2 separate regions of the Homo sapiens genome follow, and region 2 is linked to region 1. Evidence: read pairs that join two places in POLR2A ChIA-PET (ENCODE). Cell type or tissue: OCI-LY7. All regions are shown on one strand. Links, peaks and the distances in the headings refer to the core of each region. The heading gives the core; the rest is flanking DNA.

Region 1 (14,747 bases), core at 4,042-12,041:
GACCCTCTGCCCTCTCCAGCCTAGGTGCGCCTGCTCCAGGGCCAACACCCTCCAGGGTCCCTTGGCTGTCCGCCCCCACAGGGCTCAGCCACCCTGCAGATGTACCCTGGCCTCTTGGGAGGCACCGAGGGGGGTCGGTTGCCTCCGTCTCCAGCCTGTACGGAGTCCGGGCCCAGGACTCTGCGTCCTTCCAAGCTCTGATGCTGTGTTGAGCCCACTGCCTGCATGGTTCTGGCCGGCGGCTTCCTGGGCCGTCAGTAACTGTCCCTGCAGCCTGTACTACGTGTCTGGAGGACTGGCAGGTCCCTGGGGAGACCGGGGCCTGGGCTAGGCTGGTAAGAGGTGGCGCCGGGGGCAGGCCCCAAGGCTGCAGTCAGTGCCTGAGGCTGGCCCAGGCCCTTCAAAGGGGCCGTGGGCGGAGGCAAAGAGGAGGTTCTGTGTGGTTTTCCTGCCCGGAGAGGAACCTGGCTCAGGAAGCCATTGTCCCCACACAATGAGCACGGCTGGAACTGTGAAGTCAGGGGCGCTAGGCTGGGGGACCCAACCCTGACCTCAACCCGACTCTGTTCCATCACTGATGCCCCCAGGACTGACACCCCAGCTCACCCTGGACAGGGAGGAGCCACAGCTGGGGTCGGGGCACTCCTGAGCAGTCCGGGGGGCCTCGATTGGGGAAGTGCCCGCAGCTCAGGCCCGCTGACAGGCAGGGAGGGAGCGTTACATGTACCCACTTAACAGCAAAGCTGGGACCACAGAGGCCCAGGAGGCCCTAGCTGGACTGAGATTGGGATAGGAGGCCGGGCAGAAGGCCCAGTCACACCTGCCCAGGGGAGGCAGTGCCCACTCTGCCAGACGATGTGGGGACCCTCCTTTCCTTTGCGGCCGGGGGCCTCTGCACCAGCCCGACTGAGTCATTGCTGCCTCCCTGTGGACAATAACGTTGTCTGCCAGGTACCCGCCTTGGTGGAGCCTGGGAAAATGACCCCAGCCTAACCCGGCCGCCAGCACACCTCGGGGGCTGGCCCCCATGGCTCTGCTCCAGCCTTGACCACCCACCCATTGAGCTGAGTTGGCCGCTGTGGGGGTCCTGGGCGGCAGTGCAGGGCCGGACTGCAGGTGCCACAGAACCTGGCAGGTGGAGGCGGCACTGTGGGCTGAGGCTGAGCTAGGGTCAGCACCTGCAGGCCACAGCCTCGCCTGCCTGGGGTCCAGGAACACACATGCTGGGAGACATGTACCCAGCATGGAGACGATGTTCGAGCTTCTGTCTCTGTGCTCTGCCCCCGCGGCGCCCGGAGGATGGGGAGTGGCTGCCATCCCCACACAGCCCACCCTCCAGGCCTCACCCCTTCGGACTTCCCCTCCCACAAATCCCTGACCGGAGCATTCCCTCCAGCTGCACGTGGGGTTCTGGAAAATGCGTGTTTCTCATGCATTTGTTCATGGATTCACTCAGCAAGCGTGGAGAAAGCCTGACAGCCAAGTGCGTGCGCAGAGTCGGCGAGGATGAAGCAGGGAACCGGGAAGTGCTGCCCACAGGCCAGCGCCCCTGTCCTTGTAGGGGAGATGCGCTTCGAGCCACCCCCTCCCCAACAAGATCCATAGGCACAAGTTTGTGCAGGGAAATCAGGGCGTGAGGCGCAGCGGCCGGCCGGCAGAGGAGAAGTGGTCTTGCCAGCTGCTGGAGGGTGGGCTGTGGGGCTGTGAGCAGAGCGCATGCTTAGTTCCATTTTGGAGCACTCTGGGGAGGGGATGGAGAAGGGCCCAGAGGATGGGGGTGTCCCTGGGTGGGGCCGGGAGGTGGGTGGAGGAGGAGATGAGACTGGCTCCCTGGTGAAGGTCTCAGCAGGGATTTGTTATTAGGGGAGGGGGACAGCGGAAAGGAGTAGGTTCAGGTGGGGCCAAATTTAGGGGCCTGTAATGTGTGGAGGGCCTGGGGCTGGAAGAGCCTGGGATGATGTGATCCTGGGAGGTGAAAATCAGGGCTCAGCAGCCTGCTGGTGGCCTTGGAGGGCCCTGGGCACGCTCTTGGGCTGGTGTGTCCCGGCCTGGCTCCCGGGGAGGTTGCTATTCAGAGACAGTATTTCCCAGCCCACCAAGGGGAGGGGTGTGGTGGTCACATGGCCACTGGGGGACAGGTGCATCTGTACATACCCATGCACAGGATGCTCGCAGGCTCTGCAAGCTGGGGGAGGCCCCTCGGGCCCTGGCCATCAGGAGGCGCTGCGGGACAGCTGGGTGGGCTGTGTGGGGTGGCAGCCTGAGGGGCCCTCAGTGCCTGTGTGGGTGCAGCCCTCTTGCAGGTATTGGGCGTGTGTGACAGTGTCATGAGGAGGGCAGGAGCCTCGCCGATGGGAGAGGAGGCCTCTAGGGAGGGAAGGAGTCCACTGAGGCAGCTAGCTCCTTTGTCACTTAAATGGGGTGGCCACCTGGATTTGGGGTCGGGGCACCCTGCACAGGGGAGCTTCCTCGGAGCTTTCTCTGCTGCCCGGCCCAACTTCCGGCCCAACTTCCATTCTCATCCTGACCGGTGCAGTGTCTCCAGGCGAGTTGGGCGAGGGTCGCAATAGGATGGGGTTGGAGGGTGAGTTCTGCCTTGGGGACACACCAAGCTCAAAGACAAGGTCCATGGGGTGGAGGCAGGAGAGGCAGCCTCAATGAGGCGGGGCTGAGAGGGCTCTCAGGAGCCCATAAGCCTTCCCAGAGGAGGGGCTGGCCGGCTGAAATGGGCTACAGAAGGTCCCAGGTGTAGAGGTAGGTAGGCCTTCCAACCTAGGACTCAGGCAACAGAGGGTGTGTGACGGCAGGGCTGGTGGCTCTAGGGAGAGCAGGGCAGAGGTAGGGAGAGCAGGGCAGAGGTGGGCAGAGCCCCACAGCCAGGGACAGCAAGGGCCTCTGAGAGTGGGGGGCTGGAGTCCCCTGAGGCTGGGGTGTCATGCTCTTTATAGTGGAGGACCCCCAGCCGGTGGGTGGGAGCAGGTGCAGGGCCACTGAGGAGGAGGTGTGTGCTGGGCGGTGGCAGTCCTGCAGCCCAGGCCAGATGGTGGGGTGAGGTGGGGACGGGGTCCTCTGCTGAGAGCCGGGAGTGGGATGTTCGGGTGCTGGGCTCTGGATGAGTCACTGCTCACCAGGCCGCCCGGCGCCAGCGGGGGCCTGGCCGCAGGAAGCAGCAAGGGCTGATCGAGGGCAGGAATGGAAGCCGCTGGACCTCCCACTTCCTGTGGCCTGAGAGCTGGGGCTGGACGCCGGTGTCCACCGCCTGGGCTGGATGGCTCAGAAAACAGAATGCACAAACGCCATGACCTGCGTGGCTGAGCACCGGGGGCGTGCAGGATCTGTCCCAGTGGGTGCAGGGAGACCCAGGAAGCTTCTGCTCACACAGGAAGGAGGCTACAGAAGGGCTATGGATCAGGGTGGAGTGGAGACGGTGGTCCCAGCAGGGCCACAACCAGGGCCAGGCCAGTGAGGTGGAGGAGGGTGTGGCAGGCAGGTATCCACTTGACCAGGCTTCGGAGAGGGTTCAGGGGTACCCAGGAGAGGGGGGTGCTCACAGCACATGGTAGGGCACTCTGGGGCTGGCTCCTTGGATGGCGGGGCCCTGGTTGGGCAACGATGCTCAGAGCCCCTGAGCCAGAAGGCAGCCTGCAGCACCCCAGCATTTCTGGCATACTGTGGTCACCACCCCAGCCCACCAGCAGGGGCCCAGGGTGATCATGCTCAGCACCACCGCTGCCAAGGTGGTCCTGTAGGACCTGCATAGGGGAGCTTCCCTAGAGCTCTGGTCACAGCCCCAGCACCCTCTCCCTGGTACCCCCACCTGACCTGACTCCTGGGGACCCCAGCAAATAAGCAGTCACCACTATCCACCTGCCCTGCCATGGCTTGCCACCGCCTCCAGGTTGCCACTCCAGAGCCTTGCTCCTGTCCCTGGTCCAGCATGGCCTCAGCTCCTGCTGTCCCCACCTGTGCCCCTGGGACTCCTTGCCCTCCCTGTCAGCACCCGGCTTTCCCCTGACTGGGGTCTATGCCCCGCTGTCCCTGCCTGTCACGCCTTTCCTCTGTCACCTCCTCCCTTGGCAAACTCAACCCAAGTGCCACCTCCAAGAAGCCTTCCTTGCCACCCTCACCCCCATGGCTGGGCCAGAACCTGCTCTGGGACCTCTGCAGCTGGCAAGTGTCTCTTTGTCCTGACTCTGCTCACCTTGTGTCATCCCTGTCCTGGCCAGTGGCTTGCTGAGGGAGGGGTCTGTGGCTGGTAGAGATGATGGCAAGAAGTGCCATGGGCTGGACGTCTGTCTGGGGCTTGCCAAGACCAAAGTGGGCCTGGGCTATCTCATCCTGCCCAGAAGAGAGGGGCTGCCTCAGTTTCCCCAAACCTTGAGTTCTTGCTCCTCCTTCAGCCCCCAGCCCCTGACCCCTCCCAGTGCCACACCCCTCCTGTGTGATTATCTAATCCTGGGGCAGCCAGGTGCCAGGCTGCTGCGGGAAAACGCTGAGACACCCCAACCCCTCCCGGCCCTTGCCCTAATGACAGCTCTGCACCTGCCCACACAAAGCCTTCCCAGATTCGAGTGGGAACGTGGTGCCCCTGAGCCCTCTGGAGCCAGCACAGCGCTGACTCCTGATCTCCCTGGGTGCTCAGGCCTGGGGATGGGGGACAGGGAGCCGCCTCTTCACTGGTCCTAGGTTCAGTCTCTGCCAACACAGAGCTGCCCCAGGCCTCGGGAGGAGGTAGAGTCTTCAAGGAGAGTCTTCCGGAAACATGGCCCTCGAGGACTCGGAGGCTGTCGGACAGTCCTGCAGAGTCCAGGGGGGTGGGGGGTGGGCAGGAATGTGGCCTCTCCCTCCCGATGGCCCTGCCCTGAGGCCCAGCTGGGGAGGATGTTCCTTGGAGCAGACCCCCCCCACCCCATGTCCCCTTGCCGCATACACAGGCATGAGGCCCAGGCTGCCCCTGGGGACAGCAAGTGACCGAACCCTGCAGAAAGCCAGGAGATGCTGCAGCCACGTGGCCAGCCCTCCCTGGCTGTCATTCTGTCCAAAACAATGCGAAGGAAACGCAGCCAAGCCCTGAGGCTCTCCAGTGTCATGACGTCTGGTGCATTTTGGGGAAATACCAAACATCACGCCCTCTTAAAAGCGCGGCTTCCTTGGCGTGCACAAGGGCCAGGCTCTCAGGCAGCTGGGTAGAGTCTGGCCCCCACATACTCTCGCCCCCCACCCCGACCCCGCCTGCCCAGGGCTTGGGCCGGACCCCCAGACCCCAGGGCGGGGTCAGGTGCAGGGACGGGGTCAGATCATAGAGGGCCCAGACTGCGGGACCCGCCGTATCCTAGGGGTTCAGATCTCCGGGCAGGGTCAGGTGCAAGGGGCAGGGCCAGATCCCAGGGGGTTCAGTTCGTCGGGGGAGGTAGAGGCGGGGCCAGATCCAAGGGGGGGTCAGACCGCGGGGCAGGGTCGGGGGGCAGGTGCTAGGGTGGCTCCCCGGTGCGCTCCTGGGATTGGTCCCGGGCGCTGGCTCCTCTTTAGTCCCCAGCGGGGCGGGCACGGCCCCCTGAGGCCGCAGCTGAGCCTCCCACTCCCGGCCTGCGGTCCCGAGTCCCGGCCGCACCTGCCGAGGCCCAGGCCGCGAAGGAGGGAAGGCCGAGCCGGGCATTAGCCCCCGCGCCGGGCGCCGCGGGGAGGGTCTTATCAGCGCGGGCAGCTGGCGGCCTGTCCCTGCGCGAGCGCCCCGGCCCAATTCAATGGCCATTGTCCGCCGGTCCCTTTGTTCTGAGGTGTCCGCTTCCTGCCAGGCTAGGAGCGGGCGGGCAGGAAACCCTCCGAGCCGAGGCCCAGACGAGGAGGCCGGCCCAGCCTGGGGTCAGAGGCGACGGCAGACCTGGCTCGGGGCTCCCGGGGGCTGGGGAGTGAGGCTGGGGCTCGGTGTGCGGTCTGCAGGGCGGGGGCAGGAGCGGGATGTCCCCTCCAGGGGGACACTGTGAGGGCGGGGCTCCCGCCTCCAGATCCTGCGGCGCTGGGGGCGGGTGGAGGAAGGAGGAGGAAGACCCTGAGACAGAGGGTGCCCCTCCCAGCTCTGCAGCCTTCCTCTGCTCCCTGCTGGATGACAGGCTCAGAGAGAGCGAGGGCAGGCTCAAGTTTCAGGGTCGTGAAAACCCAGCGCCCACGGCCTCCCATGCGGAAGACGCCCACCCAGGACCGTGGGCTGGGAAGAGGGGCTGAGGCCTGGGAGGGGAGTGATGCGGCCAGGGTTCATCCCTCCTTCACGGGGGCCCTGCGGCGCTCCTGACCATCTGAGGCCGTCTCCACCCCCTCGTCCTCTCTCCCCTGTGCTCCACGCTGCCCATTCACCAGGCCCCACAGGTTCGCCCAGCACAGCACCCTGGTTGGCTGGCCATCGGTTGTAAGCTCACCCGTAGCTGGGGCTGGGTCTCTGGGAGCTGGTGGGAGGGGGAGTTGGCACCAGTGCCACAGCCCACCGGTGCCCACCAGAGCTCCCCATGGCACTCGAGGCCACTGAACCAGCTGGAGCAGGATGGCCACAGCCGCTGCTCACTTCCCACCATGTGCCCTGGGGTCTCCTGCAGTTCCTTTTTCCGAGACCCCCTGGGTGCCTTCCCAGCAAAGCCCTGGCCCTGACTCAGGCCAACTCAATCAGCAAACGGAAGCCACCGCGGGGATTTCAAACAGCAGAACTTAATGCGAACAGCTTGGAGGGGATGCAGGAACGTAGAGAGGAGAGTCTGGCAAGCCGGAAATCAATTTCCTGCTGCAAGAGGCAGCCGGCAGGTGGGGTTGGGGGGGGTGCTAGCCAGGTCCCACTGCTGCCGTGTCCCCACAGATTGGGCCAGTGGTTCACCCCCTCTTGCTGACGTCCCTGCCGTCATCACCACTGCCTCTTTCTGTCCCCATGTCCGCCACCACCATCATCACCTGAAGTTGCCACTGACGGACAAACATGGCCTGTCCCTCCTCCTTCTGGACTTCCTTGGACAGAGCTTCCAGGGAAGTCAGCAAGAGAGTGTGGGAGATGCGGAGGCAGCCTTCCCTGGTGGAGAGGAGGCCCCCCACCCTCCAGCTCACGGGCACGGTGGGCCCCAGGTGGGGAGGAGGCCCCCCACCCTCCAGCTCATGAGTACAGCGGGCCCCGGGTGGAGAGGAGGCCCCCCACCCTCCAGCTCCCAGGCACAGTGGGCCCCAGGTGGAGAGGAGGTCCCCCACCCTCCAGCTTACAGGCACAGTGGGCCCCAGGTGCAGAGGAGGTCCCCCACCCTCCAGCTCACAGGCACAGTGGGCCCCAGGTGGACAGGAGGTCCCCCACCCTCCAGCTCACGGGCACGGTGGGCCTGGGGGCCACGTGCACATGGCTTTCAGCATTCCCACCTACAGCTCCTCCCGGGAACTCGATGAGAGCAAGCCAATGGCCATCCCAGCCCAGCTGCTTGTCCCTTGGACAAGTCTTCCCTGCCTCTGAGGCTCCTGGGGGAGTTCACACAGGTGAAAGGAGGTGCCAGATCTTAGTGGGCACTCTACAAGCAGCAGCACGTGTTTATGAAGGGCCTGGCACGAACCGGGGCACTCTGGGGAGCCATGCCATGCTGCCTATGAACCAGAGAAGTGGGGAGGCAGCCCTTGGCATAAGGAGCCAGAGGGCACACAGCCCAGGAAATGGAACAGGGCCCTGAATCTGAGTCTCCTGTGTGAGCTCAGGTCCTCTGAGAAGAGGACACCAGGATCCCATGCAGGTGCGATTCAGCTGGGGAAATGCAGGTGAAGGATAGAGAGGGGAGGAGGCACAGCAGCAGGGAGAGCCTGACTGACGCAGGGGTGCTGGGAAGGATGGAGGTAAGAGAGCTGGGTGGTGGGTGGGAGGAGCCTCAGAGCTGGGGCTGCCTGGGCACGATGCCAGTGTGATGCGGGGCCAGCGCTGGGCAGCTGGGCATTGTCTACTGGCTCCTGCGTCAGGATGTCTGCACACAGCCTCGTCACAGCCATCTTCACCTGGTGGCAGAGGAGGGCATGTGTGTCCCCCGGGGGCAGGGTGGTCCCACAGTCTCTGTGTGCTAGAGACTCCTAAGGGGAGACTTGGGGGATGGAAGGAAGAGGGGAGGGGGTGAGAACCTTGAAGACCAGAGGCCCCAGGGTGGTTGGCCGGGTCTCTGCCCAAGAGAGACCAGGAGGCAAGTGGTCCCAGGAAGGGCAGTGGTCTGGGGGCGGGTTCCAGGCTGCCTCGTGGTAGCAGGAGCTCCTCAGGCTTGGGGACCACACACAGGTTGTATACAGAGCTGGGGAGAGACTGACGGCGGCTGGGCCCTCAGAGCAATGATTTGGAGCTGGGTGGATTCTCCCGGAAGCTGGGGGCGGGGTGCAGAGGAGCTATGCCTCGGTTGGCAGGAACCTCCGCTGACTCCTCCTGCACCTTCTTTAGATCTCCCACTGAGATGTTGCCCTCCACCTCTCTTCTCCAGAAGGGAAAGATGTTGGGGTGCCCTCAAGTTTCCTTTACCATGAAGGACTGTCCCCTGGCAGGTCAGATGTCCCATGGGCTCTGGGCTCACTCAGGAGCACATGCTTTCCAGGACCCGCAGGCACTGGGCACCTGCAGCCATGGCCCCTGTACAGTGGCCCTCCCTGGCCTCCCCATGTCCAGGGACACCCCCCACTCCCCAGCCACTGTGGGCTCCATGACCACCACTCCCACCCCACCCTTGCTGCCTGGGCACCCACAGCCTGCCCTCACCACAGCCCCTCAGTGCCCAAGCACCCTGTGCCTGGCTCCTCAGGAAGCCCTCCGTGATTTACACCAGCTGTGTTGATGCGTGTGTTCTGGCTGCTGGGTGTGGAGCTGAAGCCTAGGAAGAAGGCAGGGGCTCCCTGGAAGGGCAGTGGGCCCTGGCCCGGCCCCGGGGGGCTGGCAGAGCGGGGAGGCTCTGGGACACTGGGCCTGGCGGTGTTGGCTGGGGCGCGGTGTGGGGGCTGTCTTTGTGGGAGGTCCGTGCGTGAATCACCCCTTCAGGCACAGGCACAAATGCAGGAAGTTGCCATTCTACTGAACTCTATTTTCTCTCACAGAGGGGAAAGTCTGTCACACGAAGGGCATTGTTCCCTGGGCTAGCGCTTTCCGGGTGGGCTTGCTCTGCAACGGGGGCTGGGGCTCACTTGGTGCTGGGGCCCTGGGCTGAGCCGTTTCCCTTCGAGACCCAGGGGCGCCTAGGGGCCAGGAATGGGGGCCTCGGTCCAGCGGCCAGCCCCAGGTGACACACGTCCACAAGGCGGGTGCCGGCAGGAGCAGGGCTGGGGGCCTATCGAAGGAGGGGCTGGGTGGGCCTGAGTGCGGCAGGTCTATTCTGTGCCTGGCGGTGGTTTCCGGAGTCCCCATGTACAGGGTGGGCTGGGGAGAGGAGGGCAGATGTGTCCTCCTCTGACTTGCCACACCCTCCCTCCTCTTCCCAGGAAGGGACCATAAGGCGTTCCCTAAAACTGTGAGGCCAGCCCAGCCCCTGCCCCCAGGCAAGGCTTGCAGCCCCCAGCCCTGCTGTGGGCCTGTTTGGCTGCTCTGTCTTGGGGAGACCCTGCCGTGGTTGGGGAATGCGGCTGGGCCGAGCAGGAGGTGGAGCCCGAGAGTCCTGCGGGGATGTGTGGGGTCAGCGTGCAGACCGAGGGTCCTGCGGGGGTGTGTGGGGTCAGCGTGGAGACCGAGGGTCCTGCGGGGGTGTGTGGGGTCAGCGTGGAGACCGAGGGTCCTGCGGGGGTGTGTGGGGTCAGCGTGGAGCCCGAGGGTCCTGCGGGGGTGTGTGGGGTCAGCGTGGAGACCGAGGGTCCTGCGGGGGTGTGTGGGGTCAGCGTGCAGACCGAGGGTCCTGCGGGGGTGTGTGGGGTCAGCGTGGAGCCCGAGAGTCCTGCGGGGATGTGTGGGGTCAGCGTGGAGACCGAGGGTCCTGCGGGGGTGTGTGGGGTCAGCGTGGAGACCGAGGGTCCTGCGGGGGTGTGTGGGGTCAGCGTGGAGACCGAGGGTCCTGCGGGGGTGTGTGGGGTCAGCGTGGAGCCCGAGAGTCCTGCGGGGATGTGTGGGGTCAGCGTGGAGACCGAGGGTCCTGTGGGGGTGTGTGGGGTCAGCGTGGAGACCGAGGGTCCTGCGGGGGTGTGTGGGGTCAGCGTGGAGACCGAGGGTCCTGCGGGGGTGTGTGGGGTCAGCGTGGAGACCGAGGGTCCTGCGGGGGTGTGTGGGGTCAGCGTGGGGTCTGAGGGTCCTGCGGGGGGTGTGTGGGGTCAGCGTGGAGAATGCTTTATGGGCTGATGTGCTACCCAGAGAACCAGGGCATCGTCTGCAAAGGTCTGGGGCAGCGGGCACCCCTCCCACATCCTAAGGGCAATGCCAGATGGGGATGGACGAGGGAGCCATGTCGGAAGTCCCAGGAGAAGCAGCACTCGGGAGCCGAGGTGGAGGAGGAAGAAGCCACCCCTGTTCTCCCAGCTCCATGGGGGGCTGGGAATTGGGCTGAGGGAGAGAAAGTGACTTGTGTCTTCTCCTTGGGCCAGACTCCGCGGCCCAGGCCAGAGCCTCGTCATTTATGAGCTCTGGCCTCCAAGCCTGTGGCTGCATCTGAAGCCCATGGTGGACACCTCCTGCTGCTGCTGGGCCCGCCCCTGCACTCTCCGGAAGGCACTGCCCAGTGAGGGTGGTCTAGGGAGCACCCGCAGGCCCTGCCCCAAGTACCCACCACCCAGCCCCACCCGCCCCATCCCATGACGGGGACCCTCTCTTGCGCCAGGCTGCCCTGGTGTCCCAGGGGCCCCATGGGGTGTCGGGGCACACCCAGAACACGTGACGCCCCTCTGTTGCCTTCGTAGTCCTGGAACCACGGTCGGGAGCAAAACAGACCAACAGAGGAGACAGGACTAAGTGAGAACTGTCCACAGGCTTGGAACACGCCGCGGGCAAAGAGGACCTGGGCCCAGCCCCTCAGGCACTTTCGGCTCTGCGGGTCTCAGAGGGCCTGTGTGCCGTCGGCGGGTGCTATCACCTCCCACCTTGTGGGTCTGTTCCCGGGGGAGATGGGTCTCAGGGGGAGGCGGCTGGCATGGCAGGTGCGCAGCCCTGGAAGAGAAAGAAGCAAAGTGCCCACCTATGCCAGCAAGAAGAGGTGGACTAGGCATGCACAGAGGGGCCGGGGCAGGGCAGAGGCCCAGGAAGAACCACCCAGAGGCTCAGAGGTGCCCCGGGGAAGGGGCCAGAGCTGGACACGGGTGGTGGTGGGGTTTCCCCAGAACACACAGTGGTGGGGGCAGGGTCTTGGAGCCTGGGGAGGTGTGGGCATCCTCCTGTTCACCCCAGGGAGAACAGGTCGCTGGAGGAGGACTCTTTGAAAATACAAAGTCAGAATTTCCCTAGGTTAAAGATGAACAGCTCGAGCAGGAAGGGCTCACAGCTCCAGCAGGAGGGTGGGGCCCAAGGCATCGAGGCATCTGACAACAGGCCCTGGGGCTCAAAGGCACGTTTGTCCCCCTCCCCATCGCTCAGCGACCCCCTCCCCATCACTCAGCGACCCCCTCCCCATCGCTCAGTGTCCCCCTCCACATTGCTCAGTGTCCCCCTCCCCATCGCTCAGCAACCCCCTCCCCATTGCTCAGCGACCTCTGCTGCTGCTCCCGGGTTCTGCCTGGGGGACCTTCCACCTTTCCTATGGGCTCCCCAGCCCTTCTCACCCAGGGAGGCCCCTGGAGCACTGATTCAGGGCCCTCCCCACCTGCAGGGGTCGACTCACACGCTCCAGCTTTCGTGTACATAGCCAGTGACACTTCACAAAGTTTTCCAATTTGTTTTCATCGTAGTAAAAGATACACAATGTAAAATGTACCATGGTAACCACTTTTTAAAAGTTTTTTAAATTGAAAGAGTAATACATGCCATGGTAAAATTTAAATAGCACCTAAAAGTATGCAGTGAACAGTGCATTCCCTACCAGAGTCAACCATGGCCAACAGTGCTTGTGTGTTTTATATTGTGTTAAAACATGCAATAACAACATTTACCATCTTTTTTTTTTTTGGTGGGGGGGTTAAGATGGGTCTTGCTCTGTCACCCAGGCTGGAGTACATCATAGCTCACTGCAGCCTCGACCTCCTAGGCTCAAGAGATCCTCCCACCTCAGCCTCCCAAGTAGATGGGACCACAGGTGCACCACCACGTCCAGCTAATTTTTTGTAGAGACAGGGTCTCGCTATTTTGCCTAGGCTGATCTCGAAATCCTGAGCTCAAGCAATCTGCCTGCCTCAGCTTCCCAAAGTGCTGAGATTACAGGTGTGAGCCACCGTGCCCGGCCATCTTGACCATTTCTAAGTAAACAGCTCAGGATTGTGAAGGAACATTGATGGCGCACAACTTTTGCCACTATCATTTCCAGAGCCCTTCATTGTCCAAAACTGAAGCGGTTCCCATTCAACACCAGTGCCCCCGTCCATGCTCCCCAGCCCCTGGCGCCACCACCCCACTTTCTGTCTTTATACCTTCGACTCCTCTAGGATCTCCTATAAGTGGACTTGGGCAGGATCTGTCTTTTTTGGGACTGGTGTATTTCACTCAGCATAATGTCATCAAGGGTCACCCATGAGTCAGAATCTCCTTCCTTTTTAAAGCTAAGTAATATTCCGCTGTATGTATATATCACACTTTGCTTATCCATTTCTCCATCGATGGACTTCAGCTGTTTTAGGTACAAGTTTTAAATTTTCATAAAGCCCAATTTGTCTATTTATTATCTTGTTGCCTGTACCTTTGGTGTCATACCCAAAAAAGCCACTATCAAACGGAATGTGTTGGAGCTTTTCCTCTGTTTCTTCTCAGAGTTTTATGGATGTAGCTCTTGTATTTAGGTCTTTCATCCATTTTGAGTTAATCTATTTTTTTTTTAGAGACAAGGTCTCGTTCTGTGGCTCAGGCTGGAGTGCAGTGGCATGATCGCTGCTCACTGCAGCCTCTACCTTGGTCTGCCAGGGTGCTGGGACTACAGACGTGTACCACCACACCTGGCCCGAGTTAGGGTGATTAGGGTGGTTGGTGAAGATCCAGCTTCCTCCTTTTGCATGTGAATACCCAGTTTCCCAAGGACGCCTCGCACTCCACCCAGCTCCACAACAAACAAACCACATCTGCCCTTGCTCCAGGTGGGCCCACCTCCCAGGTGCTTGGGCCAGAAAACCTGGGGAATATCTCTGGCTCTCCTGTTTCCTTCATGTTGAACTCTTCTTGGATCTGCTGTTGGGTTACATCCTGGATCCGGCCACGGCTCATTACGGGCCTGTGGCAGACACAGTGTGCGGACCACCCCCGCTCTCATAGTTTCTACCACACTCGGCGGCAGAAGCCACAGGAGTGAGTGACGTGCCCCACCACCATTCTGGGCCGGCTCCGGTTCCCACACCACCTCTCTACACTATGCCCCCCCCTTTTTTTTTTTTTGAGAAGGCCTCAGTGGTCTTCAGCGTGGGGCCAGTTCTGCCGTCTCCTTTCCCTCTCCCGACGTGATTATTTTGAAGTCGATCCTAGATGTCGCCTCCTATTTCAGTTTTATCTCTAACTCGTCTTTCAGAAACTGCCAGCTCAAGCATCCCCAAGCCAAGACGCGACAATGTGGAAAACACCGCGAACAGGGCAAACAGAACATTCTCCACATGGACACATGTTACGTCTTCAAACGGGCCTCAGAATGGCCTGAGAAGTGGAAGCAGCCCCTGGAGACAGACAGACGATGAAGCAATGCCTGCAAAATGCTGGAGGAAAGTGACTTCCAGCCTAGACTTCTTTTTTTTTTGAGATGGAGTCTTGCTCTGTCGCCCAGGCTGGAGTGCAGTGGCGTGATCTCAGTTCACTGTAGCCTCCACCTCCTAGGCTGAAGTGATTCTCCTGCCTCAGCATCCCGAGTCGCTGGGTGGCATGCACCACCATGTCTGGCTAGTGTTTCATATTTTTATTAGAGACAGGGTTTCACCATGTTGGCCAGGCTGGTCTCAAACTCCTGGTCTCTTGTGATCCACCTGCCTCAGCCTCCCAAAGTGCTGGGATTACAGGAGTGAGCCACCACGCCTGGCCCTAGCCTAGACTTCTATACCCAGCCCAGCTATCATTCAAGGATGAGAGTGTAATAGACATTCTCAGATAGGCACGGTGCTCAAAATGTGTCTTCCACGCACCCTGTCGCAGGAAGTGGCTGCAGGATGGGCTCCACCAGAGCAGGGGGAGGGAGCCTTCAGAGGGCTGTGAAGGGAGGTGTCTGGAGGCCAGCTGTGCCCACGTGGGAGCTGGCCGTTGAGAGTAGAGGGTGTGACAGCAGGTGGCGCCCGTGGTGCAGCTAGGATGCTGCTTCTCCACCGCACCTGCTCTGACTCATGCCTGGGACCTGGGAGACGGTGGCGAGGCGCTGGGGGGTTACAAGCAGAACTGCAGAGCAGCCCCTGCCAGCCTCGTCACACGCCCTGACTGTGGGGACCTGGGTATCCTTAGAATCCTCTAGTCCCCACCCACTGATGGCCCTGAATGGCTCCTGTGAAGTCCCCGGGAGGCTGAAGACACCTTGACCCCAGGCTCTGTTCAGTTCTCTTCTCTTGAGACTTTCAGCTGACAGGGTGAGGTTGAGCCCACTGTGAGATTAGGCAAGACAAAAGATAATATAGCTTAGGACATGCAAAACAGGCTGGGTCACTGGCTCACGCCTTGATAGCACTTTGTGGGGGCCAAGGAGGGAGGACTG
Region 2 (14,747 bases), core at 3,325-11,324, 180 kb before region 1:
TGTCTCATCCCTGGTTGATATAATATGTACGAAGAAAAAGGAGGAAGGGAGACCTACAGATTCAATAAGACTTAAAAGACCTTTCAAGTGAAAAAAATTTGACAGGAGGCCAGGTGCACTGGCTCACACCTGTAGTGTCAGCACTTTGGGTGGCCAAGGCAGGTGGTTCGCTTGAGCTCAGTTCGAGACCAGCCTGGGAAACATAGGGAGACCCTGTCTCTACAAAAATATAAAAATTAGCTGGGTGTGGTGGCGCACGCCATTGGTCTCAGCTACTGAGGAGGCTGAGGTGGGAGAACCGCTTGGGCCCAGGTGGTTGAGGCTGCAGTGAGCCACGACTGCACAACTACACTCTAGCCTGGCTGACAGAGCAAGGCCTTATCTCAAGAAACAAACAACTCCCCCGCCCCCTAAAAAAACAGACGGGACTTAGCAGTGTCTGCTGCTCCACCCTGGGTGACAAACCCACGTGGAAACTTGCTGCTGTGTGTGCCCATTCAAGATCATAGCCCCGAGACGCACACGCCTCTCCTCAAACTATGAATGCTAGCTGGCCAGGGCTCTGCAGATACAGCCAACACCACGGAGTTTAAGATGGGAGAGGATCTGGGCCACAAAGATGTCTCCTATGGAATCACGTGAGCCGTTAAAGACAGAAAACTTTCTCCGGCTGAAGGCAGAAGAGATGAGGCAGGAAGGCCAGGGAGGCCCAAAGTGTGAGGGGGACTTCACTGGGCCTTGCTGGTTCCGAAGGTGGAGGAGGGACCCTGGGCCAGGGTACGAGGACGGTTGCCAGAAGGCAAGAATGACCAACGGCCACCAGGCGGCAGGGCAGCCAGACCCCCATCCCGCAGCCACACGGAGCTGAACTCCACCAACCACCACGCTGGGCCTGCACTGCATGACCTCGGAGCCCCAGTCAGGGCAGCCACCAATACCTCCACCCGAGCCCAGCGAGACCCTGGCCAAGAATGAGGCCACAGCCTCGGGATGGCAATCTCCAGAACAGGAGGAACAGAGGCTGTTTCTGGTGGCCACATCCGCGGTCACCTGTTATGGTGGCTGCTGGCAACTGAAGGAGCAGCAAGTTGGGCTGGGGCTGCCAGGCCGGGGCAGGTGAGGTGGGAGGCCGCTGCGTGGCTGCAGGGCTAACTGGGGCCGCGCCTCCAACATGCAGCAAGGCCACCTTCTTCGTGTTGTTTAGGTTAAAAAAGTGTGAGAGCAAAAGGTCTACCAAGCTTCCTGACTCTGACTGGGGCCTCTGGCTCCTCAGCAGCTGCCCAGAGGCTGGCACCTGCCTTCTGCCTGGTGTGCTTGCCTTCCTGCCCCCAGCTGACCGAGGCCTCCATACCCAGACCCATGCACAGAGCTGCCTGCCCTGCATCCTCTCCTCCTGCCCAGGCCAGGCCACCCCAGCCAGCCCCTCCTCCCATCCAGCCACAGAGACACCTGCCCTCCCCCTCCCCACCTGCCTCTGCCTCCTCCTCCTCAGGGAGGGGCACCCAGCATGGGAGCTCTACTCCCCACCTGAGTGAACGGAGGTCCCCTGCAGTTCCCAGGGCATCCCCCAGAGACGGATCCCCTACAACGGGGTGCCACACCCAGCCCAGCCAGCACCCTGGGGGACCCCTCTCGGTCCTCCCCAGCCCAGAGCTTGCACCCCCTGGCCTATGAAAGGAAAGCTGCCTGGCTCAGTGCAGCCGTAGCCTGGGCCTGCCAGGCAGCCGCACACCCCTCCTTCCAGCCACCAGAGCCTTCCCAGGCTTCGAGGCAGCTGGCCCTGCCCACCCCGTCTCCAGGGCTGGACATGGGTCTGCCAGAGTGGTCGCAGAGTGGCCGGGGCATCTGAAATGGCTGTTCCTCCCCGCCCCGCCCTGTAGGGCTCACCGCAGCTTCGGCTTGGGGGTGCTGAGGACGCTGTCGTCATCCTCCATGTCGGGGCCGCTGTCGCTGGGGTGCTCCATGTCCAGGGTGTCATACAGGAGGTCCAGGTCCTCCTCTGCCTCGGGGATGTGCTCCGCAGGGTCCTGCTCCGAGTCCAGGACCTGCACGGGTGCCAGGCACGCGTGAGTTCCCTGCAGCAGCCCACATTGCCCCACTGGGGGCGCCCGAGACCCCAGAGTCTGCAGGAGCAATAGGAGGCGGGCACCCAGCCACCAAACCCCTCCACTCAGCACGGCTGTAGTCCAGCTTCTGTCTTGGAGCTCGGGATGATCACCGAGGACCCCCGGTCCCCAGGTACCGGTGCGTGTGGCATTCCTCCACCTCCCCTGGGCTGGTGCAGTCATCTGGGCTGCCAGGGTGCACGGAGGGCCTGGGTGCAGGCAGGTGAGCTCTGACGGGTGTGGGCCACTGTGCAGCCACCACCAAAACCAAGACAGAAAGTGCTCCCCACACCCAGGAGGCTCCCCTTTGCCTTCCTCTAGTGCGTCCCCTCCCTCAGCCCCAGGCCCTGCGAATCTCACTCTGTTCCTGTACATTCTGCCCTTTCCCGAGTGCTACCCAAAAGGAATCATGTGGCCTGCAGCTCTCGGTGGCGGGGGGAGGAGGGCGTCATCCACCCAGCGTGGCACACTTCATGTTCCACTGTGTCCCCACCCAAGTCTCACCTTGAATTGTAATCCCCATAAGCCCCACGTGCCAAGGGCAGGACAAGTGGAGGTAACTGGATCCTGGGGGTGGTTTCCTCCACGCTGTTCTCATGATAATGAGCACATCTTAAGAGATCTGATGGTTTTATAAGCATCTTGTATTTCCCCTGCAGGCACCCACTCCGACCTGCTGCCCCATAAAGAAGGTGCCTGCTTCCCCTTCTGCCATGATTGGCAGCTTCCTGAGGCCTCCCCAGCCATGCTGAACTGTGAGTCAACTAAACCTCTTTCCTTTATTCACTTCCTCTGATGGTTCTGCAGTGCGCCACTGAGTGGGTGGACCCCAGTCTAACAGATCACCAGCTGACGGGCATTATGACCATCACAGATGAAGCTGCTGTGAACGTCTGAGTGGGTCCATGCATGTGTGTGTTCACCTCCCTGAAGTCAACACTGAAGAACAGGGGTGCTGGGTGTCTGGCAACTGCTTCCTGTGGCTGCCACACCACCTTACATTCCCCCAGCAGGGTGTGGGTTCCTGCTGTTACACCTCACCCTGTTGCATTTCATTTGTTCCAGCCATCCTAGTGGGGATCAAGTAGTGTCTCATTGTGGTTTGGTTTACATTTCCCTAATGACCAGTGATAATGATCATGATGATCGTGTACTTATTGGCTACTTGTGTGTCTTTGAAGAAATCTATTTAGAAAGATCCCTATTTTTTTTTTTTTTTTTTTTTTGAGATGGAGTCTCGCACTGTCTGTTGCCCAGGCTGGAGTGCAGTGGCACGATCTCGGCTCACTGCAAGCTCCGCCTCCCGGGTTCACGCCATTCTCCGGCCTCAGCCTCCTGAGTAGCTGGGACTACAGGCGCCCATCACCACGCCCGGCTACTTTTTGTATTTTTAGTAGAGATGGGGTTTCACCGTGTTAGCCAGGATGGTCTTGATCTCTTGACCTTGTAATCCACCCGCCTCGGCCTCCCAAAGTTCTGGGATTACAGGTGTGAGCGACCACACCCAGCCCCCTGCCCATTTTTTAATTGGACAATTCACTGTTCTTTGTCTTTGAGAAAGGGTCTTGCTTTGTTGCCCAGGGTAGAGCGCAGTGGCACAATCATAGTTCACTGCAGCCTCGACCTCCTGGGCTCAAGTGATCCTCCCACGTCAGCCCCCAAAGTGCTGGGATTACAGGTGTGAGCCACTGTGCCTGGTTCTGACAAGTGATAATCACTTTATTAAAACACTTGGCTTAAGCATCTGCAATGGTGATGTCAACCGCGGCTCGCAGCTCAATTCCAACAGAGCAATCAGCCTCACAATCCAGGATGGACCAGGCAGGTCCACGAGCTGCTTATGGATTCTCGTCTGGAAGTGATCCTGTGTCTGAGAACCTTCACCACAAGGTGTGTTTCTCTTAGTGATTCTCAAAGACTTGGCAGGCATCAGAACTGGTTCTTTCACTTTGAGATTGTTTTTCTCCGTGCCCCTCATAAGCCAGCACACACCTCCAGGGATTTTACATTGCAGCTGGTCAGGGTAATTCTAATTCAAGGAATCACTCCACGGGCTCCAGAGGTGTCCTCCCGGTGTCTTTAAAAGCCGTGGCCACGAGGCGGCTTCCTGGTCGACTTCTCAGTACAAGTGGACAGCAGCGAGTCAGGGCAGGAGTGGGCGGGCCCCAGCTCCGTGGCACCTGAGGCTGCATCGTTCTCAAAGCAATGGACAGTTCAGCTTTTAACTAGACTGTCTGTGTCTTTATTTTTCAGTTATAAGCATTCTTTATGTGTTCTGGATTCAAGCCCCTTATCACATATATGATTTGCAAAAAACATTCTTCTGTTCTACTGTTCGGTTTTCTTGATGGCACTATTTGGTGCACAAAACTGTAAAATGTTGCTGTGGTCCAGAAAAACTTACCTTTTGTTGCTTATGCTTTTGATGTCACATCTAAGAAACCCCTGCCTAACCCAAGGTCATAAGATTGGCCCATTTTCTTCTAAGAGCTTTATAATCTTAGCTCACAGATGGAGATATTTGATCCATTTCAAGTTTTTTTTTTTTTTTTTGAGACAGAGTCTCGCTGTGTCGCCCAGGCTGGAGTGCAATGATGCAATGTTGGCTCACTGCAACCTCTGCCTCCCAGGTTCAAGTGTTTCTTCCACTTCAGCCTCCCAGGTAGCAGGGACTACAGGCACCCGCCACGATGCCTGGCTAATTGTTTTTGTATTTTTAGTAGAGACGGGATTTCACTATGTTAGCCAGGCTGGTTTCGATCTCCTGACCTCAAGTGATCCGGGTCACTTGAGCCTCAAGCCTCGGCCACTAATCCCAAAGTGCTGGGATTACAGGCGTGAGCCACCGCACCCAGCTGATCCATTTAGTTAATTCTTGAATATGGTGTGAGGTAGGGGTCCAAATTCCTTTTTTTTTTTTGAGACAGGGTCTCACTCTGGTTGCCCAGGTGGAGTGCAATGGCATGATCTCAGCTCACTGCAGCTTCCACCTCCTGGGCTCAGGTGATTCTCCCACCTCAGCCTTCCGAGTAGCTGGGATTACAGGTGCATACCACCATGCCCGGCCAATTTTTTGTATTTTTAGTAGAGATGCGATTTCACTATGTGGACTTATGCAATCTGCCTGCCTCAGCCTCCCAGAGTGCTGGGGTTACAGGCATGTGCCACCACAGCTGGCTGTAATTCCTTCTTTTGCATGTGGATATCCAGTGGTCCTAGCACCTTTGTTGAAGACTATTCTTCCCCCATGGATATCTTGACATCTTTGTTGACCATCACTTGCCCATAAATGGAAGGGTTCACTTCTGGACTATCACCTCCATTCCACTGATCTCCATGCCTGTCCCTGGGCCAGCCCCACATGGTCAGGATTACTACTGTGGTTTTGTAGTACATTTTGAAATTGGGAAGTATAAGTCTTCTTTCTTCAAGACTGTTCTGTCTGCCCTGAGTCTCTGGCATTTACACATAAATTTTAGCTGGTCAATTTCTACAAAAACACAGCTGGGAATCTGATACGCACTTGAATTTGTTGAATTTGTACATCAATTTAGGGATTATTGCCACCTTAACAAGACTAAGTTTTCCAATTCATGAACATATGACATCTTTCCACTTATTTATATCTTCTTTCTTTAAAAAATGTTTCATAGTTTCACTGTATGAGTCTTACTCATTTTAAAAATCAGGTTGCTTTTCTTATTGGGTTTTGAAAGTTTTTAATATATCTATTGGATACAAATCTTTACCAGGTATGTTATTTGCAAATATTTTCTGTCAACCTGTGGCTTTTTTCTTTTTTTTTTGAGACGGAGTCTCGCTCTGTCACCCAGGCTGGAGTGCAGTGGCCCCATCTTGGCTTACTGCAAGCTCTGCCTCCTGGTTTCACATCATTCTCCTGCCTCTGCCTCCCAAGTAGCTGGGACTACAGTCGCCTGCCACCACGCCCAGCTAATTTTTTTGTATTTTTAGTAGAGATGGGGTTTCACCATGTTAGCCAGGATGGTCTCGATCTCCTGACCTCGTACTGCCTCGGCCTCCCAAAGTGCTGGGATTACAGGCGTGAGCCACCGCACCTGGCCATCTTTTCATTCTTTTAACAGTACCTTTCAGAAAGCAAATTTCTACTTTTTTTATTGTGTTAAAAATATATAAAACATAATATTTACCATTTTATCTATTTTTAGGTGTACAGTTCAGTGGCATTAGTGCAGGATTTAAGTTCATATTTTTTAAGGCTTAGAATCTAGGTAATTTAAATTTTAGGCTTTTACATTTAGGAATATGATCCAGTCAAGCTGAATTCTGCACATGGTGTGCATTGTCAAGCCTCAGTTTTTTTGCGAAAAGATATTTTCTCCAATGAACTTGGCACCCTTGTTGAAAATCAACTGACTATCCAGGTGTGCCACCTTTTACAATGAAAAATTCAGAAGGCAGCCCTCAGCGGACGCTTTCGCTGTGAGCTGAAGCTGAGGGCTGTAAGGAACAGACTTCACTCTGGTTCCTCCTCACAGGATGGGTCCCAAGCAGAGCCCTGCTCTCCTCCTCACCAGACCCACTGTGTGGCACCTGGGCACAGGGCAGCCTGGATGCCAGTGCTCTGTGGTCAGCCTGGGGGCTGTGAACGTTTGTACCCCCAAAATTCCTACACTGAAACCTGACCACCAAGGTGCTAGAATTAGGAAGTGGGGCCTCTAACAGGTGGTTAGGGCCCGAGAGCTCTGCCCGCTGAATAGGCTCAGGGCCCTGATGAGGGAGGCTTGAGGGAGCTTGTCAGGCCCTCTCACCACACAACACACAGAAGGTGCCCTCTATGGGAAACGGGCCCTCAAGACACCGAGTCTACTGGCACCTTGATCTTGGACTCACAGCCTCCGGAACTGCGAGAAATACACTTTGGTTGTTTATTAATTTCCCAGTCTAAAGTATTTTGTTATAGCAGCATGAACAATCTCAGATGGCTGTAATCCAGGCGGTGACCTCGTCTCACTGTGCATCTCCTGCCCCCTGAGGGTTGCTGTGAAGTCCTGGGCAGGGGGCAGTGCCAGGTGTGGCACTCCTAGTGGCCAAGACACAGGTTCAGAGCTGTGGCGGAGATGGTCTGGTCTTTTCAGGAAAGGGAGTGATGGGTGGAAAATACGGAAAGAGATCCCATCACTCCATTAAAGTACTGTGTTGACCTGCATGAATTTCACACAACGCTGTGCAATTATCCCTATGAAAACGATGTCCTCTCCCTGAACAGCGTCTGTGACGTTGGCCCATCTTTTCACAGTTTGGGTTGTGAGTCTCAGAACCATAATCTGTGTAAGTGAAATGCATTCTGGGACTCAGTTCAGTTGCCCAGGTGAGTGCAGAACCCCACGGTCAAGATTCAACCAAGAACACCCACCCCTGAACCCACAGGCGCTCAGCAGGGCTCAAGGAAGCCCCAGGCCAGGGAGCCGACTTGGCTAAGTCCCATCTTCAGCTGCACTTGGGAATGTTCCAATCCAAGATGCAAACCAAAAGACACAGGGGCCCGATGACCATCCCAGTGGCGGAGCTGCCCTTCCTCTGCGGCCAGTTGGTGATGTTACGCTGTTCCCAGAAATGCTGCCTGCCCCACCGGGCCACAAAGCACCTGTTTCGGCACATGGACCTGACAGCCTCGCTGAGTGTGTGCCCCAGGGGCTGAGCTGGATGCATCCCGAGTATGTTAGGACACAGCGCCATCTACAGGCAGTGTGCTCTCAGGCCGACGGGTGACAACCCTGCTTCAAGGCTGAGACGCTTAAACGCCACCTCTCCACTTCAGGTCCTGAACCCAGGCACGTTTTTCTTCTGACGTTAAAGAAACAACAAAGGCTGGGCGCGGTGGCTCACGCCTGTAATCCCACCACTTTGGGAGGCAGAGGCAGGCAGATCACTTGAGGCCAGGAGTTCAAGACCAGCCTGGCCAACAGGGTGAAACCCTGTTGAACCTGGGAGGCAGAGGTTGCAGTGAGCCGAGATTTGAAGTTTTTTCTTTTGAGACAGGGTCTCGCTCTGTTGCCCAGGCTGAAGTGCAGTGGCTCAATCTCCACTCACTGCAGCCTTGGCCTACTAGGTTTCCTCCCAAGTAGCTGGGACTACAGGTGCACACCACCACCCACAGCTAATTTTTGTATTTTATTGTAGAGATGGGGTTTCACTATGTTGCCCAGGCTGGTCTCAAACTCCTGGGCCCAAGTGATCTGCCTGCCTTGGCCTCCCAAAGTGCTGGGATTACAGGCATGAGCCACTGAGCCCAGCCATGTTTTTCTTTTCGGTATGAAAATTATACAAGCTCATTGTAGAAAATTCAGAGATTAGAGAAAAGCTAAAAGATGAACATTAAAAATCCATGGAATGTCAGTAGTGGGGGGCTGTCAGGTGGGGAGGGGGGGCCCATGTCAATAGTGGGGGGCTGTCAGGTGGGGAGGGGTCCATGGGAACTCTGAACTTTCTGCTCAATTTTGCTGTAAACCTAAAACTGCTCTAAAAACTAAAGTCTATTTATAAAAAAAAAAACACACAAACTAATGGTTACATCCCCCTGAAAATGACTTTCCGACTTCCAGGGTATTCACGACTTCTACTTCAGCAGAGACCCAGCGGGTGACCTGGAGCCCGGGAGGCAGTGCCACTGTCACTGCGCCTCGCAGACTGTGCGATGCTGGCGGGGCCGTGCAGACGGTGAGCGGCAGAACCAGAGGTGGCCCGGAGACAGACCCCAGAGGCCTCCTCCCGACCAGGTGCTGTTGCAGGCGTGGGGGCCGCGAGCAGAAGGCGCGGCGCACTCACCTCGTCGGACACTTTGAACCTCCGCAGCAGCGCTACCACTTTCTGCTTGAAGTTCTGTTGCTGCAAGACAGGCGGTGCAGAGTCAGAGCCGCCGCCAGAGCTGCAGACCCGCCGCTGGAGCCCCTTCCTCAGGCCCAGGCCGCACCCAGGCCCGCCGTGGGAGAGCAGCAAGGCCTCAGCACCAGCCACGCTGATGGATTCGCTCGTGGCTCCCAGAGGCTTCCCAACAGGCCTGAGGTCTGACAGTTCCATTCCTGGCCAAGGGGGACCCGGGGAGGCGTGTGCGGACTCCATGGTTCTTCCAGAAGCCTCTGCAGCCCTTCCCAGGCTCACGGGGCCCTTCCCTCAGCACCCCCTCCCAGGAAAGGCCCTGGCCGACCCCAGAAGGAAGGTGCTGGGCACCCACGTGGGGTGGGCAGGTGGGCGAGTGTGGGGTGGGGCGTGCTCCAAGAGCCTGAGCCCCGTGGGTGCCTCGTGCCACCCTGGACTGCAGAACCTCGGCTCCAGCCACTGGGTGAGCGGGACCCTCAGCCACCCTCTCGGGGACCAACCCTACAAAGGCAGCCCACGCCCTCCCTTCACAACAGTTGGGCCCAAGGGGGCCCTGGAATGGAGGCTCAAGCTGGTGTTCTGCACAGCGGGGGCTGCTCTCCAGGCCAGCAAGACACAGCTTCACCACTTTGGGAGCAGCTTGCCCGTCCCTGGCACCGTCTGCCCACAGCGCCCCCTTGAATGCTGCCAGAGGAGGCGGCGGTGTCCGGGCTGGGCTGTGCCCATGTCCCTTGTCAGCACCAGGCACAGAGCTCCCCGCCCACCTGCGCTGGCCTCCCTGGAACCGTGCCTGTCCTTGGGGTGTCCAGGCGCCAGGCGGTGGACCCTCTGTGCCAGTGCCGGACACGGCCTCTGAGGAAAGAGCTGCCTGAGCTTTCCTCAGGGAAAAAATGCTGAACAGCCCTGCCAAGCTCCTGGGGACCGTGGAGGTAGGTAGGCCAGATCCCAAACAAAAATGGGGGAACCAGCCCACTCAGGTGTATGTGGGCACCTGACGGGACAAAAGGGAGGATGGCCTCCCGGAGTTTCTGCACATGGAGTGAGCCTGGCAGCGAGGCAGCCTCCCAGCCTTGCTCAGGGCCCACTGAGCCTAGCGGCCACACAAGGCTAAAGCCAGGAGATGTGGCGAGGCAGGGGAGACAGTGGCACCCGGCAGGAGACTGGCAATCAGGGGGTCTGCCACGGGACATGCTGCTGTGACCTGGGGTGAGATCTCACTTCCCACGCCCGTGTCCCCCCCACGCCCAGGCTCCCAGCGTCCTCCCCGACCCTCGCCTTCCCCAGCATTCATAGAAGCAGTCTCCACCAACCCTGGTCATGGACGTCGTTCTTACAATCGATCTCCGCTGCTTCTTCGGCTTCCCCACGTCAAAGTCGTCCTCGTCCAAGTCCTGCAGAGACATATGCAGTGGCTGAGGCCACGGCAGCCTGCATAGTGCTGGCAGGACCCTGCCAGCCTCAGCGTGGGCGATGGGAGAGGCCCGGCACTGAGAGCCCACCTGTGTCCCAAGACTCTCAGAGCCACCTGAGCATAAACTCGGGCCCCTGGGGTCGGGAGACGAGAGATGGGCGGCCAACCAGGGGCCAGGCCCGTGGCTCACCCACCCTCACGAGGCCCTGGTGACAGCTGGTGAGGACCCCACAGACCCCAGGACACCCGGTGTGAGCCAGGAGAGGGCGCGGAGCCCCGGCCCCAGGTCACCTGCCCCTGCACGGCGTCGTCACTGGCCTCCTGCTCGGAGGAGAAGCTCTCATACTCCTCCTCGGAGTAGTTATCTGCGGAATGAACAGACAGAAGGGAGGGTGCCGTGAGATTCCACCCGGGAAACCAGGCAGTGACCACCCCCAGGCTTCCCTGGACACAGAGTGGGGGCAGCGAGGAGGTGGATCCATGCAGGACAGAGGGGCTCCAGACACAGGTGCCGTGGCCCCGAGCCCCCGAGTCCCCCAAGTCCACTGGCAACGGTCCAGGTCGGGGTTGGCAGGAAGTGGGGAGGGGCAGGGAGGGCAAAGGGGGCCACATGAACTGCTCCGGCCTCCACGGCCCCTCCTGCCAGCTGGCATTTCAGCCTGGATTTGCACCGACTGGGTCTCCCCCGCCTGAGGAGTAGGGGAGGCCCTGGTGACCCCACTGGGGTGGCGGCAGCTGTGGCACCTGCCCATGGCGGGCCCTGCACCCAGACCAGCAAGGGCATCACAGTGCGACCCCACACCTCCTTTTTGAGGACACTCAGGACTCAGGCCTCTTGACCAAGGAGCTGCAGCCACGGGGGCAGAACAGGGACCTGTGGCAGCCCGGACCCTACAACAGCGCGCACCTCTGCTGTGGCTTCCAGACAGGAGAGCAACTGACACGTGCTCCGGACCCCCAACTCCTTAAGCCAGGCTGGACAGTTTCTGCCACCCGATGTGCCATGGCTGGAAGGCAGGGCCTCCCCACAGCAGGGGCAGGAGCGGGCTGGCACCACACTCACCCGTGGACTTGGCCTTGGGGCCGGCCTGCATGGTGCTGTCTTCGTGGTCAATGGGCTGGCTGGACAGGGAGGCGATCCAGATCTCGGCCGCCTTGACGGGGGCCTCCTTGATGCTGCTGCAGAGGCTCAGCACCTGGCCACCTTCAGACGGGTGTTGCATCACCTGCAGGCCAGGGGCACGGTTCTAGAAAGCAGCACGACGGGAAGGAGCCCCGGTGCCCTGATGTGTGGGCTGGGGTTTCTGAAGGGCTTTCTCTCTCAGTGACAGCAAGGGGGACCCTCAGCAGGGCAGCCACAGGGCAGGGAGCATCCAGTGGACAGGAAACGTGGCCACTGGGGAGAGGGGACAGATACGAGAGGAGGACACAGGAGCCAGGCGGACAGACGAGAGGAACACGTGGGAGCTTTCACGAACGGGCCATAAGCAGAGGGCACTGGGCTGTGCTGGAGAGGCCAGTGCCAGGCACAGTCACGAGGGACTGAGATGGACAGACAGGGGTGTCCGCGGCCCTCCTGATCTCAGGCACGACTGCTGTCCATGCAGTGCCACCCAGGAAGATCCTGGCCCCCTGCTCCAACCCTGCCTCCACCCTCCACCCACCCAAGAGCTCAGCAGCAGCAAAGCAGTGTGTGAAGCCGGCTGCCCAACCCACAGGAGCCAATGCCCAGGGACCAGTGTCTGTGGGGGACCAAGGAGGAGCCCAGCACTCTCAGCCAGGCCGGAATCTCCAGCAGCAGGAGACACCCACCAGGCCTGGCTCACAGGCCAGGTCCAGCTCCTCTGTTGTGAGGCACTCAAACCACGGAGCTGCAGAACAAGCCCCGGCCCCTCCTGCAGCCACGACCTGTACCCAGGCACAGCCCCGCCGTGCCCCACGCCAGCCTCAGAACCACACGCCATGACGACAACTCTCAGACACTCACAGCCTTGGGGCCAGCTGTGCTCTAGAAGCCGCCTTTTGGGGCTATCGGTTCACATCCAGATGTTAGGATTTTATAGACCAGATTTATTTATTTATTACTTTTTTGAGACGGAGTCTCATTCTGTGGCCCAGGCTGGTGTGCAATGGTGCGATCTTGGCTCACTGCAACCTCCGCCTCCTGGGTTCAAGTGATTCTCCTGCCTCAGCTTCCCAAGTACCTGGGATTACAGGCATCTGCCAGCACGCCCAGCTAAGTTTTGTATTTTTAGTAGAAACAGTTTCACCATGTTGGCCAGGATGGTCTCAAACTCCTGACCTCAAATGATCTGCCTGCCTCGGCCTCCCAAAGTGCTGGGATTACAGGCGTGAGCCACCACGCCCAGCCGACCAGATTTATTTTGATTGTGGGGTCCTGATTTGGGCTGCTAATTCTTCAATTAATCAAGGTAAAAAAATGTTTAAAAGTTTACATTTGCCCTCATCTTCATTTCAGAAAATGACGAAGGGCAGCTGGCAGCTTCTGCCAACACTCGCACCCACTGCTGACGCCCTCGTGCCCACAACTCGCCGGGGCACACGCAGCTTCACGTACTTGGAGGCTGCTGTTGTCCAGGCCCCCAGCACCCTGAGTCGCCTTCTCAGAGTGGCATCTGATGTGGCAGGGTCTCAGTGTCACACAGGGGTGAGAACCTGGAAGCTCAGAAGCCCTCGGTCAGAAATGCTGAGCCCTTGCTGGGGATCCCAGTAAAATGAGCTCAGAGGGGAGGGGGCTGCCGGGCTGGGGTCCCGGAGGAATCAAGGTGGGGCTCAGGTGGTGCTGCACCTGCTCATACCAACCTCCACGGGGCTCAGAGGGGTCTGGGCCCTTTTTCTCCTAAGAAAACCCTGCTCGCTTCCTCCTTCAGGTGGGAGGGCAGGAAGGAATGGGGCCTCTTATCAAAGATGCTTTTGCCGGGATCCCTGGAGCTGGCTGTAGTGGGAATGCTCTGCTGGGCCCGCAGCGGGCCAGGGGCGGGTTGTTGATTAGCCCCCGCTCCACTCAGCCTGTGGTCGACCTATATGTGAACACTATTTTGATATCTGCAGGCCCTGGAAGTCCCAGGCCCCGACACTCCAGGCTGCATGTTCCTCTCCTCCTGACAGTGCTCCTTGGGGCGTGCGTCCTCCTGCCAAGGGGCCAGCCACCCCTGAGCTGGGCACTCCCCTGGGGTGATGCTGGCCGGCAGGTCACTGTCCTGGACTGTGGCCATTCCCACTCCTGCCCCTGCTGACCCTGAGACCACCCTCCCGGGTTAGTCCAGCAGATGCTCTGTGGATGCTCTGCAATCCTCAGCAAAGGGCTGGAGCTGCCTCACCAGGGAGGGTGGCCCCAGGGCCCAGCTCCCTCCACCCCTGACCCTGACAGGCTCCTCCCTCTTCCATTTTCAAATAGATTTTAGTGACTAGGAAAATTGAGGCCGGGCATAATGGTTCACGCCTGTAATCCTAACACTTTGGGAGGTTGAGGCAGGTGGATGGCTTGAGCTCAGGAGTTTGAGACCAGCCTGGGCAACATGGCGAAACTCTTATCTCTACAAAAAGTATAAAAAATTAGCTGGGCATGGTGGTGCGCACCTGTAGTCCCAGCTACTTGAGGACTGAGGTGGGAGGACTGCTTGGGCCCAGGGGCTTGAGGCTGCAGTGAGCCAAGATCACACCACTGCACTCCAGCCTGGGTGGCAAAGTAAGACCCCGTCTCAAAAAAAAAAAAAAAAAAAGAAAAGAAAATTGCTCAGGATGTCACACTTAATTGTACAAATACTACAATAAAAATTTTACAAAAACAGTCATGCACCACGTAACGACAGAGGTATGTTCTGAGACATGCATGGTGAGGAGACCTCGTCCTCTTGCCAACATCGCAGCAAGCCTGGATGGTGCCGCCCACCGCGCACCCAGGCCACCGCCCACCGCGCACCCGGGCCGCCACCCACCGCGCACCCGGGACGCCGCCCACCGCGCACCCGGGACGCCGCCCACCGCGCACCCGGGACACCGCCCACCGCGCACCCGGGACACCGCCCACCGCGCACCCGGGACGCCCACCGTGCACCCGGGACACCGCCCACCACACCCCCGGGCCGCCGCCCACCGCGCACCCGGGACGCCCACCACACCCGCAGGCCGCCGCCCACCGCGCACCCGGGCTGCAGCCCTCACTCTGCTCTGCTGCACTTTGCTGATCTTCTGTTTTTTACAGTGAAGGCTTTTGGCAACCCTGCATCAAGCAAGTCTATCAGCGCCACTTTTCCAACAGCACGTGTTCACTTGGTGTCTGTGTCACATTTTGGTAATTCTCCCAATATTTCAAACTTCTTCACTATTATTATATCTGTATGGTGATCTGT

Evidence for each region. ChIA-PET counts read pairs that join two places held together with the same protein. Peaks named below come from ENCODE experiments on the same cell type or tissue, not always from the same donor. Only the 100,000 strongest peaks of a DNase experiment are listed, where the experiment ranks them.
Region 2: POLR2A ChIA-PET joins it to region 1 with 6 read pairs; 3 of 35 experiments call an interaction of 5 or more read pairs at or near these places.

What each region holds. Positions count from the first base shown.
Region 1 is chr14:105,187,719-105,202,465 of GRCh38, reverse strand. No RefSeq gene overlaps it. Among named protein-coding and RNA genes, the nearest start is that of NUDT14, 14 kb to the right of the region's middle. RefSeq lists enhancers at 5,023-5,804, 5,805-6,586, 9,715-10,496. In OCI-LY7, for the core only: no CTCF peak of the experiment used is centred there; a DNase peak (open chromatin) is centred at 8,355; H3K4me3 peaks cover 713 bases.
Region 2 is chr14:105,364,066-105,378,812 of GRCh38, reverse strand. It overlaps PACS2 (phosphofurin acidic cluster sorting protein 2), which reads right to left. Exons shown (of 25, transcript NM_001100913.3): 5 at 11,438-11,600; 6 at 10,666-10,739; 7 at 10,274-10,354; 8 at 8,913-8,972; 9 at 1,888-2,045. It also overlaps the pseudogene RPS20P33. Among named protein-coding and RNA genes, the nearest start is that of TEX22, 27 kb to the left of the region's middle. RefSeq lists an enhancer at 7,642-7,711 and silencers at 7,690-7,893, 14,247-14,436. In OCI-LY7, for the core only: a CTCF peak has its summit at 7,823 (motif pointing left); a DNase peak (open chromatin) is centred at 7,822.